2 separate regions of the Homo sapiens genome follow, and region 1 is linked to region 2. Evidence: read pairs that join two places in POLR2A ChIA-PET (ENCODE). Cell type or tissue: OCI-LY7. All regions are shown on one strand. Links, peaks and the distances in the headings refer to the core of each region. The heading gives the core; the rest is flanking DNA.

What was found. ChIA-PET counts read pairs that join two places held together with the same protein. Peaks named below come from ENCODE experiments on the same cell type or tissue, not always from the same donor. Only the 100,000 strongest peaks of a DNase experiment are listed, where the experiment ranks them.
Region 1: POLR2A ChIA-PET joins it to region 2 with 5 read pairs; 4 of 35 experiments call an interaction of 5 or more read pairs at or near these places.

The regions. Positions count from the first base shown.
Region 1 is chr18:46,735,769-46,741,142 of GRCh38, forward strand. The region is part of intron 1 of ST8SIA5 (ST8 alpha-N-acetyl-neuraminide alpha-2,8-sialyltransferase 5); the gene reads right to left. Among named protein-coding and RNA genes, the nearest start is that of ST8SIA5, 19 kb to the right of the region's middle. In OCI-LY7, for the core only: no CTCF peak of the experiment used is centred there; no DNase peak of the experiment used is centred there.
Region 2 is chr18:46,678,471-46,683,844 of GRCh38, forward strand. ST8SIA5 (ST8 alpha-N-acetyl-neuraminide alpha-2,8-sialyltransferase 5) reads right to left here. Exons shown (of 7, transcript NM_013305.6): 6 at 3,502-3,594; 7 at 1-2,040. The coding sequence ends at 1,572. Among named protein-coding and RNA genes, the nearest start is that of LOXHD1, 24 kb to the left of the region's middle. In OCI-LY7, for the core only: a CTCF peak has its summit at 4,213; a DNase peak (open chromatin) is centred at 2,451; H3K4me3 peaks cover 1,020 bases; H3K27ac peaks cover 1,841 bases.

The DNA of each region.
Region 1 (5,374 bases), core at 120-5,119, 57 kb after region 2:
CACCTGGATAATTTTTTTTTTTTTCGTACAGACAGGGTATCACTCTGCTGCCCAGGCTAGTCTCAAATTCCCGGGGTCAAGTGATCCTCCCACTTTGGCCTCCCAAAGTGCTAGGATTACAGACATGAGCCACCATGTCTGGACATGATATTGTACTATATTGTTTTGAAAGATGTTATCTTTGGAGGAAATTAGGGGAAGTGGATACAGGTTCTCTCTGTGTTGTTACAGCTGCGTATGAATCTACAATTCTCAAAAAGATTTTTTTAAAGTAAAAAGAAACAGGTAAAATTCATTTCAATAATATACTTATTCTAACCTAATATATTCAAATATTATCATTTCAACACACAAACAATATAAAAAAATTAAGGAGATACGTCACATCCCTTTTTTGTATTATGTCTTCGAAATCCAACGTGTATTGTATATGTACAGACAGCATGTCTCAACTCAGACGCAACACTTCCAGTGCTCAGTAGTCACATGGGGCTAGTGGCTAGTGGACAGTGCAGGGCTAGTACACAAAGGGCACACAATGGATGCTTTCTGCATGAATGATGAATGAACCAATTAACCAACCTGAACTAAGAGGGGCCTGAGATTGGACCTGCAGAATAGCACCTCACCAGCAGAAGTGCACCGGGTGGGGGTAGGGGCACATAGATGTGGGGATATTGGCTCTGCAGGCACTGCTGGGTGGAAAGAGAACCCCCTAAAATGAACTTGGATTAGAAGGAGGACAAAAACCCAGCCTAACATGGAAGGAAGAGAAAGCACTTGGGAATTCTTGCTTCCTTTAAACCTTCTTTTGGGGGTTGTGGGGTGTGGTTTATTTCCAAGAAATGGCAATGGTGGTCTTAGGAAGTATTGATCCTTTGATCTGCTGAGGAAGAATGGGGAGTTGGCAGGTTGGAGGAGTGAGGGGAGGGAGGTTTGGCCTTCCTTTGCCCAGATACTCGGCAAATGCAGCACAAAATCAGATGGAATACCAGGCTGGAGTGAGCGTGGATGCATTTTATTCTCCCAGGACACCCCCCGCTGACCCAGTGTGGCATTAAACCCCCAGAACCCCCACAGTGTGGCATCCCATACACATATCCTGGCTTACCTGCCTTATTTCCATTCCCTCCACCCACACAGTCCAGGGGCTCTGCAGGACCTGTGGGCCCCCTGGAAGGAGCCAGCAAAGCCCAGCCTGAGCTGTTCTCCTGAGGGACCAGTCCCTTGTGCCCCACGTCACCAGAGCTGGAAGAGAGGAAGCCACCTTGCCCACCCACTCACACTGCATGAGGCTAAACAGAGACCAGACAGGCCGTCAGTCAGCTTCACAGAGCTATGGTGTCTAAAAAGAAACTTTCAAATCTTTGATAGCTTCCATCACCTGCTCCTCCTGCCTCAACACCTCAGCCTGTCCCCCAGATATCCCCAAATCCAGTCTCTGAGACCCACCAGTTCTTCAAAGCCTCTGTCAGGTCCCACCAGGGTACTCCCACCCCGCCCCATTGCTGTCTCCTCTGAAACCTACAAGATTTATAGTCTATGCCACAAAATTGCGAGTTTATTTATACACTGTCTTACATAATTTTTCATGTTTGTCTCTTTAAGTGTTCTGTAAGTTTCTTAAGGACATGAATCATACCAAATAATTCTTTAGTAGCATCCCCTCTCCCCCAGCGCAAAGCTGAGAGGGCGTTTAACGAATGTTTCTTGATTGTTAGGATAAAGTTTCAGGATTCCCTTCGTATGAATCCATCCATTCAACAATTAGTGTCAGGCACTGTGCTAGGACCTGAGAACTTAGAGATGAATAAAGCATCTCTTACAAGGGTCTTACCAGCTGTGTGACTTTACACATGTTACTTCCCCTCTCTGCAAGAATATGAAATGAGGAAGACTATGTATTTAATAGGACTATGGAGAGGATTAAATGAAATAATCTTCATTTAGGATTAGCTTCTTAGGTTAGAACCTGCCTCATGATCCCTTAGTGAATGTTAATAATTAATTTTTTTTTTTTGAGACAGAGTCTCACTGTGTCGCCCAGGCTGGAGTGCAGTGGTGCAATCTTGGCTCACTGCAACCTCTACCTCCCAGGTTCAAGCGATTCTCCTGCCTCAGCCTCCTGAGGAGCTGGAATTACAGGCATGCACCACCACGCCCGAATAATTTTTGTATTTTTAGTAGAGATAGGATTTCACCACGTTGGCCAGGCTGGTCTCAAACTCCTGACCTCAGGTAATCTGCCCACCTCGGCCTCTCAAAATGCTGGGATTACAGACATGAGACAACACTCCTGGCCAATAGTTAATATTATTACCTCATGAATCCTTCACCTGTGGGGAGGAGGGGTGTCCCTAGGGTAATAGGTAGGGTTAAGAGCTAAATTAGAGAATTATTAGATAAGAAGTGAATGACCTGGATACATCAAAAAGAAGAAATTAAATTCTCTAAGAGGTAAATCCCTGGAAAATAGAAATGTCAAAAAAAAAAAAAAGGTGGGTGGGGCAAGGAAGAAGAGACGGAATCCGGGAGTAAGAGGGTATCACTGTGCTCCTGAGAGATATCTGAGGAAGGTACAGGAAACTCACATCCAACACCTGGTGCAGGGCTGGGCATATGGCAGGTCAGAGCCAGGATTAGAGGAAGGCCAGCAAGGCACCCAGCACACAACATTTAAAGAGGTCCTCATTCTCAGGCTCATGTAAGTACAAAGTTAACGCCTGAGAGTAGAGGCCACCTTAAATTTTGTTCCCTGGATCACTTGCTGGCCTCACCTCATCTCAGTTTTGCAGCAAGTGCTCAGGAGAAACTTGCTCTGACCAGCGAAACTGTAAAGTCACTCTGCTGACCCACCACACACCCAGGCTGCAGTCAGAGCAGCATCCCTTCTTTCCAGGGCACCCTCCCCCTCGAGAACCACACTCTGGATAGATCCTCCAGTCCCTGTGGTCCCAATCTCCTGGGGCTGTGCCTGTTTCTCGGGGCAGTCGAACAGAAGGCTTTGTCCCCTGGGTCGGGGGAGAGTTGGCTCAGTGATGAGGGCCTTCGAATATACACATGTAGGCAGCACAAAGTCAGGCTGTACTTTTCCTTGACCCAGTTTCGCATCCTCAAGTCTCAGGCCTGCACTAGCCACATGCAGGCAGCCCAGCTTTTTGCCCTGAAGGTGCAGGAGAGAGGAAGGCTGGAGGGAAGACAAAGCATAGGAGGGTCCTCTGTACTTGAGGCAGGACAAAACTCCTGGTCTCATTTCCTGTCCACTGCACAATCACATAGAAAAGCAATGGGACAGTGCTGAGCAGGATGTGCTAAGTAGAGACACCATGGTGCTGTGAATTCAGAGGAGAGAAAGAACACCGTGGGCTGAGACCAGAAAGAGAAGCAGGATTTGGACTGAAAGACAGCTGGGAGGGGACAGCGGGTCGGAGGCAGCGTGGGTGAAGGCCCAGAGTTAGGACAGATGTGACATGCGTAAAAGACCCTTCACTGGCCGGGTGTGGTGGCTCATGCCTGTAATCCCAGCACTTTGGGAGGCTGAGGCGGGTGGATCACCTGAGGTCAGAAGTTCAAGACCAGCCTGGCCAACATAGCGAAACCCCGACTCTACTAAAAATACAAAAATTAAATTGGCATGAGCCTGTAATCCCAGCTACTCAGGAAGCTAAGGCAGGAGAATTGCTTGAACCCGGGAGGCGGAGGTTGCAGTGAGCTGAGATAGCGCCACTGCACTCCAGCATGGGTAACAGAGCGAGACTCCACCTCGAAAAAAATAGATCCTTGGCTGACAGGGGAGAAACATTCAACTTCCAGAGTGGGCTTCAGCACAGACTGACAATTAGGCATGAGATTTTTGTTTGGGGAACAGAGACATTCAAAGATTTCTATTTCCAACAAAGTGGCCAACTGAGAAGCCCTCTGGGGCAGGTGCTGTGACATACCCCACCACATCACCTTCGGGAATGAAGGACTTCTCCCCACCTGTTGGGGGTGCCATGAGCCGACAGCCCTCAGCTCTCATTCCTCTTTGAGAATTGCCACAGGTGAGCAGAGCCACCTTGCTCAAGGTTATGTCCTCTTCCAGGGCATATACCTCTTCCAGGTATAAAGGTCAGGCCCCCTCACCCCAACTCTGGGCAAGTATGAAGAGACAGCCCAGCTCCAGGGCTGCCTATGGGGTCCACTGAGGCTTTCTCTGGAACTGTATTGCAGCTCAATTTCTCCCTATGGCCAGTCATATTTCCTTCTCTCTTTCTCAGATATTGATCCCAAGAACACTTCTCAATAAACATCCTACACTCTAATCTCTGACTCAGAGTCTACTTTCCAGGGAATCCAATCTGCAACATCCTCCCAATAAAAAACACTAAAATAACAATTAAAATGTCTTTTAATTGCCTTATTAAATTGATGAATAGTCTGGCAAGAAAAGAAGTAGTAGATGCATTCGTCAGCCAATCTCGGTGATTCATGCTTCCCTTGTAATGGCCAAAGGGCCCTCCCAAGGAGGGTCACACTGGGAACCTCCTCCTAAAGCCAAGAAAGCACAAATAATGCAAAAGAGAAGAAGGGAGAAAAGGCAAGGTATGTGAAACACACAAAATATGATGGCAGAAATAAATCCTTAGTCATCAGTAATCACAATAAATGTAAATATACTAAACTTTCTAAGTAGAAGACAGAGATTGTCAGACTAGGTATTAAAAACTGTAAGTATGTGCTAGTTACAACAGACATAGAATGAAAGACATGCAAATTTAAAAAAAAAGATTCAATATCATAAATATCATGTTCTCTCACCACAATACCTTTGAGTTAAAAAAATCAAAAAGATAAGGAAAAACTTGAAGCCTCTGGACATTTTAAAGCACTTCTAACTTCATGAGTGAGTAAATTATGATAGAAATTAGAAAATAATTGGAATTCAAGATATTGAAAATACATCTGGTATTTACTAGCTGTATGACCTTGAACAAATTACTTAACCTCACTGTGGCTCAGTTTCCTCATCTATAAAATAGCCCCTGGTAACAGTATCTATTACTTGTGTTATATGGATTCAGTATGTTAACACATAAAGCACATGGACTAGTAACTGGCACATCGTAAATGCAATGTCGTTCTGAGTTCTTGTTATCATCATCATCCCCAAATTGAAGAGATTTAATTAAAGAAATATTTAGAGGAAATTTTATAACTTCAAAAGTTTACATTAGAAAATAGAAAGACTGTTAACTGAAGAGCTAAGCACCCAACTTAGGAAGTTAGAAAAATGACAGAATAAAATCAAAGCATAAAAATTAATAAAATAGAAAGCAAATATCCAAGAGAAAATCAACAATGCCAAAATCTGATCATTTTACAGAGACAATGT
Region 2 (5,374 bases), core at 127-5,126:
ATAGACTCTTACAGCTCCTAACCCTCCCAGAGCACCCAGCACGTGGGACTGGGTCTATAATCTCTGGGCCCTGCACCCCCAGAAGACACAGATAATGCCTTTGTTTATCCTTATGTCTTCCTAAGTCCAACCACAGACCAAAGCAGAATAGGCTTTCCAGAAATGTTTAAGGGGAGGAAGAAAAGAGGAAGGGAGGGAAGGAGAAAGGGGAGGAGGCAGGGAGAAAGGAAGGAGGGAGGGAGACAGGTTGCCAGGCAGGTAGGCTGAAGTCCTCCTCCCAGCACTAACATCCTATGATTCCACAAAGCTAAGTTCTAAGGCAGTTAGTTCACCAACAGTGTCTCTTAGACACCATCCCATTTATGGTGGAAACACCACAGGGAGAAGCAAAGGGAATTAATTTCAGATGTGAAATGATATGTGAACCCCTCTCTGCCTAAGCCCAGCTGACTGCCCCAAGCCCAGGCCCTGGGGTCTGCTGTGAGAAGTCCCGCCTTCACAGCGGAAGCCTCAGTGATGCTGGTGTCGGAGGCCACAACTCGTTTCTCTCTGCTAAGCTCACCACCTGACATGTCAGTGCTTTCCAGCCCAGAGCCTATGGTTCCGACTGAGGAACACGATACAGCAGGATTCTGCAGGATTCAGAGACATGAGAGGAAGAGGTCTTTATAAATAACTCCTGGTTTAAATGGAGCTGAAAATAGGAAGACAAAAGAGGAAGCCAATTGCTAAGCACTTATTGAGTCAATAACATTGGCTTGGAAGCCATAGTGCAAGTGGCTGGTTTGGTTTATTTCCTTCTCATCAAAAGAGCTAACGCAGGATTGAACCTGGGGGCACCAAGACCGCATGTGTGTCCGAGGATGTGTCTGAAAGGATGTGGTGCTTCTCAGATGATGATGTCTCGACTAAGACATAACCCAGGCCTTGGGTTAGATCTCTCGGTGTCACAGAAGAACCTGTCGGGTGGTGTGGCTTGGCTGTTAAGTCCCTGGACCTCTTGAGATCACTTTCTTCACTGGAAGGTCTAGTCACTGGGTTGGCTTCTAAGCTCTGAGATTTAGATAGCAATTCATAGCTAAGTCTTCGATATAAAACACAGGAACCAAAAGTGTGAATAAAATCTTGACTGTGCTCAAGTGTCCTGTGAAGTGTCCTGTCTCCACTCTCAATTCCATTCTCTGTAGGGTCTTCCTTCAGCTGCAACAAGGGCCTGCAGTTTGTGCTCTCTCTCGGATGACAAAATTGGGTGGAAATGTGCTTTATTCACTTGCCGTCCCCAGGGCCCCTGATCTTGGGGTGTGGCCCAGCAGCATGCTAGCCAGGGCAGGTGGACGCACTGGGCGGATGCACCGGTGGGGGCCAGGCCAGGAGGCTCAGCACAGAGCTGACTCTGCCCCGGTTCCTAACCCTGCCTCCCTACCCCAGGATCCAAGTACAGAGCTGAACAATGGAGGGAGAGACAGCCTGAACGCCAGGACCCCACGCTGCCCGGTTCGGGGCTCCCAGTTCCACCAGGAGGGACAGCAGGAGAGGGGGCGCCGCTTGCCGGGCAGCCTGGCTGGCAGCCATCAGCAGCAGCTGCAGGTGCCCGTGTGCACGCGGAGGATGCCTCGGCTGTGCAAGTGCAGGAAGTTGAAGATCTCAGAGGGCATGGCGTGGAAGCCGGGACGCGGCTTGACGTTGTCATAGTAGTGGTGAGTGATGTAGAGGCCCGAGGGGTTCATGGGGAAGGCCCAGAAGCCAAAGAGGTGCACCTCCTCACAGAGCTCCAGCGCCGCAGTGACCAGAATGAGGCCGGTGCTGATGCGCTTGGCGCGCACCCCCAGGCTGAGCCAGTAGCGCGACACGTTGACCAGGTACTGCGGATGGAAGTAGTAGACAGCTTGCGGCGATTCGAAGTCGTCCAGCACGTACTTGACGCGGATGGACACGTCGGTGTTGCGCGTGTTGTAGAAGGCAGGCAGCAGCACCGACGCGTTCTCGTACACCTGCAGCACGCGATAGAACGGCCGCCGCCACTTCTCCAGCTTGTGGAACCTACACAGGGCGCGAGTGAGAGGTGAGCACCCACTCCTCCGTGCCCTCAGGCCCCTCGCTTCCCCACCCTTGCACCCTGGGGCTTTGCAAAGGACGGAAGGGACTCATAAGGCCACCTGCCTCCTGACACCTCACGCACCTGTGCAGATGAAGGTGAGAACTCTCTCAGGGGCAGTTGAGTTTTTTAAGTGGGTGCAGGAGAGGGCAGTTGGGATCCAAAGGGACAGATATCCAGGGTGTGGCTGCAGGGGGCAGGGCAATGCTGAATCCAAAAGGATGAGGGTGGCCCAAGGGAGGCTCAGAAGGGAAGTGGCTGCGGGAGTGGAGGCTTGCTCTAGAGGCCTCACGCCATTCACCTGTACTGTCATCCCCAAGCTCCCCAGGGACAAACCCCAAATGCAGCTGCCTGTCTTGGCTCAGACGCTTCCTCTCCTGCAGCCTCCGTTTCTCTCTCACACACTAGTGTGTTGTTATTTTTAGAGACACGGTCTTGCTCTGTCATCCAGGCTGGAGTGCAGTGGTGCAATCATAGCTCTGTGCAGCCTTGAAATCCTGGGCTCAAGCAATCCCCCCACCTTAGCCTTCTGAGTAGCTGAGACTACAGGTGTGCACCACAACACTTGCCTATTTTTTTTTTTTAATTTTTTGTAGAGACCAGGGACTAGCTATGTTGCCTAATTTGGTCTCGAACTCCTGGCCGCAAGCCACACTCTGGCCTCAGCCTCCCAAAGTGCTGTGGTTATAGGCATGAGCCACCACACCTGGCCCCATTTCTTTACATTAAGCAGCGTTCCCTCTTGGGCCCTCTCTGACTTTGCTGTCTCTTCCCGCCCCTTAAATAGCTGCTCCCTGGGCATCTGATCCAATTCAATGACCCCCTCCTCTCATCTCCCACTGTCCCCTCCTCTTACATGTCCTCTGACCTGGTTGGTGTGGCTACGCCCGGGGCTAGGGTTTCAACACTTCCCCTAAAACCTTCCAGATGAACCCCAGGAGGGGAGCCAGGAGGGGAGCTGAGATCTCAGTGTGAGCTTCTCCCCAGTACCTCCTGGACACAGCCAGGTAGGGAGCTGCCTGCCCTGGTCACACCCTGGAAAGCTGACCCACCCATCTCTAGGTGAAGGTAGTGTAGACCAGCACCGTCCAAAAGAACTAATGCAGGCCACATATGGAATTTAACAATGTCCGAGTAAGCACATATGAAAAAATGGAAATGGGTGAAGTTTTTATATTTTCTTTAACCCACTATTTCGAAAATACTATTACTTCAACGTGTAATTAATATAACAAGTTAATTAGATATGTTATCCTGTTTTTGTATTAAGTCTTTGAAACCCAGTGTGTGTTTTACACTCACAGCCAGCACACCTCCAGACTAACAACACTTCCAGTGCCCAGTAGCCGCATGTGACTATTGGCTACCATTTTGGACAGTGCAGCTCTAGAAAGAGGGCCACTGACCTCTCTGTGATGATGCTGGGGTTCACAGTGACCACATCCGTCTTCACCCCCACATCCATGGTGTACTTCTCTGAGATGGGGGGCAGGTTGCACCTGCAGAAGAGAAAAGGCAGCCCAAGGTGGTTGGTCATTCAATAGGTCAGGCTGGGGAGGGTGCAGGGGGAGGGGAGGGATGGTGATCATGTGGGCAGAGGGATGCAAAGGCAACCAGCTAGGCAGGTTCTCTGTAGCCAGGTGATAAGACAGTGGTCCTTCTGCTCCTTATCAGGCACTAGGACAGCCAACAGGCCTTGCTGAAGTTCCAGACACATGGGGCAGAGAAATCACTGGTTGTAAAATGCAGTTACAAGCTTGGGTAGTCCCTGGACCTTTGGAGGATGGGATTATGGCTCTTAGAGGACAGGTGGCTGGGGAGCATCTCCTTTCCTAGGGAGCCAAGACTTCCCTGAGGAAGCAATGCTTGAGCAGAGGTCTGAAGGAGGAATTGAGCAAATGTCCTGTGGCAGGAGAAGAGCTACATAAACATGCGATATGTTCGAAGATGCATCTTAGAAATGCAACACATATTGCATGCAAAAGCAAGTTGCCACCATTTGTAGAAAGCCCCATAGTAGGAAGAGTAATAGCCCCCAAAGGTGTCCATGTCCTAATCCCTGGAACCTGTGACTATGCAGCCTTACGTGGCAGAAGGGACTCTGCAGCTGCAATGAAGTTTAGGATCTTGAGATGGAGCCATTGCCCTGAGTTATCTGGGGGAGTCCAGTGTCATCACAAGGGTCTTTATAAGAGACGATGTGACAACCAGGGAGAGAGAAGAAAGTATGTGGCAACAGAATTGGAGTCAGAGAAAGAGACTGAAAGATACTCCACTGTGGGCTTTGCCATGAGCCAAGGAATGCAAGGAGCTTCTAGGAAATGAAAAAGGAAACAAATTCTCCCTGAGAGCCTCCAGAAAGGAATGCAGTTCTGCAGACATCTTGATTTTAGTCCAGTGAGACTTCTGACCTCCAAGACTGTAAGATAATAAAATCTGTGTTGTTTAAACCACTAATTTGGTGGTATTTTTTTATAGCAGCAATAGGAAACGAATACGGCCCTAAACAAGCATAGTTTAACAATACATTGTTCAGGGGTACATCTACATATGACAAAACAATTTTTAACAATGAGAGAATGATTAAGTACTCAATTCAAGGTAGCGATACCTTCAGGGGGAAACGGAGGTAGAATGGGAAGGAGCACACCAGTTGATACAAAGGCACCATACAAACATTCAACTTCTTAAATCAAGTGGTTGGTCTACAAATATTCATTTTATTGTTTTGCTTCATACTTATGTGGTACAAATATTCTTCACATCAAATACTACATAATGAATGAATAATAAATTTTGAAATAAGCAGGTGTTAGCTGGTTGAATGTGGAACTCATGAGCATTCCAGACACAGGTCCTGTGCAAAGGTCCTGTGGTAGATGAGAACAGGAAGCACCCAGGAGTGACTGTGGCCCGGTGACTGGAGCACAGGCAAGGTGGGAGTGGTACAAGCTGAGGGCAGAGAGGGAAGAAGGGGCCAGACTATAAGGGACGGTGGGCCATGTGAAGAATGCGGTCTTTCGTCAAGGGGAAGCCATGGGTTTAAGGAATAATTGTGCAGAAGAACCCTATTCTATAACAGGACCAGGACTGTCACCTACTTTATGATCCAACCATACCCCTCTCTATCAGACCACTATGAAAGGCAGGTTTTATATTGTCCTTAAAGATTGAGTGCGGGAGGGGGTGGGGTGTGTGCAGTCAATTACCATTTTTTTGAGCATCTGTGGCATGCCAGGAACTTTCATAGGATTATATGAGACATCAATAACCTTGGGT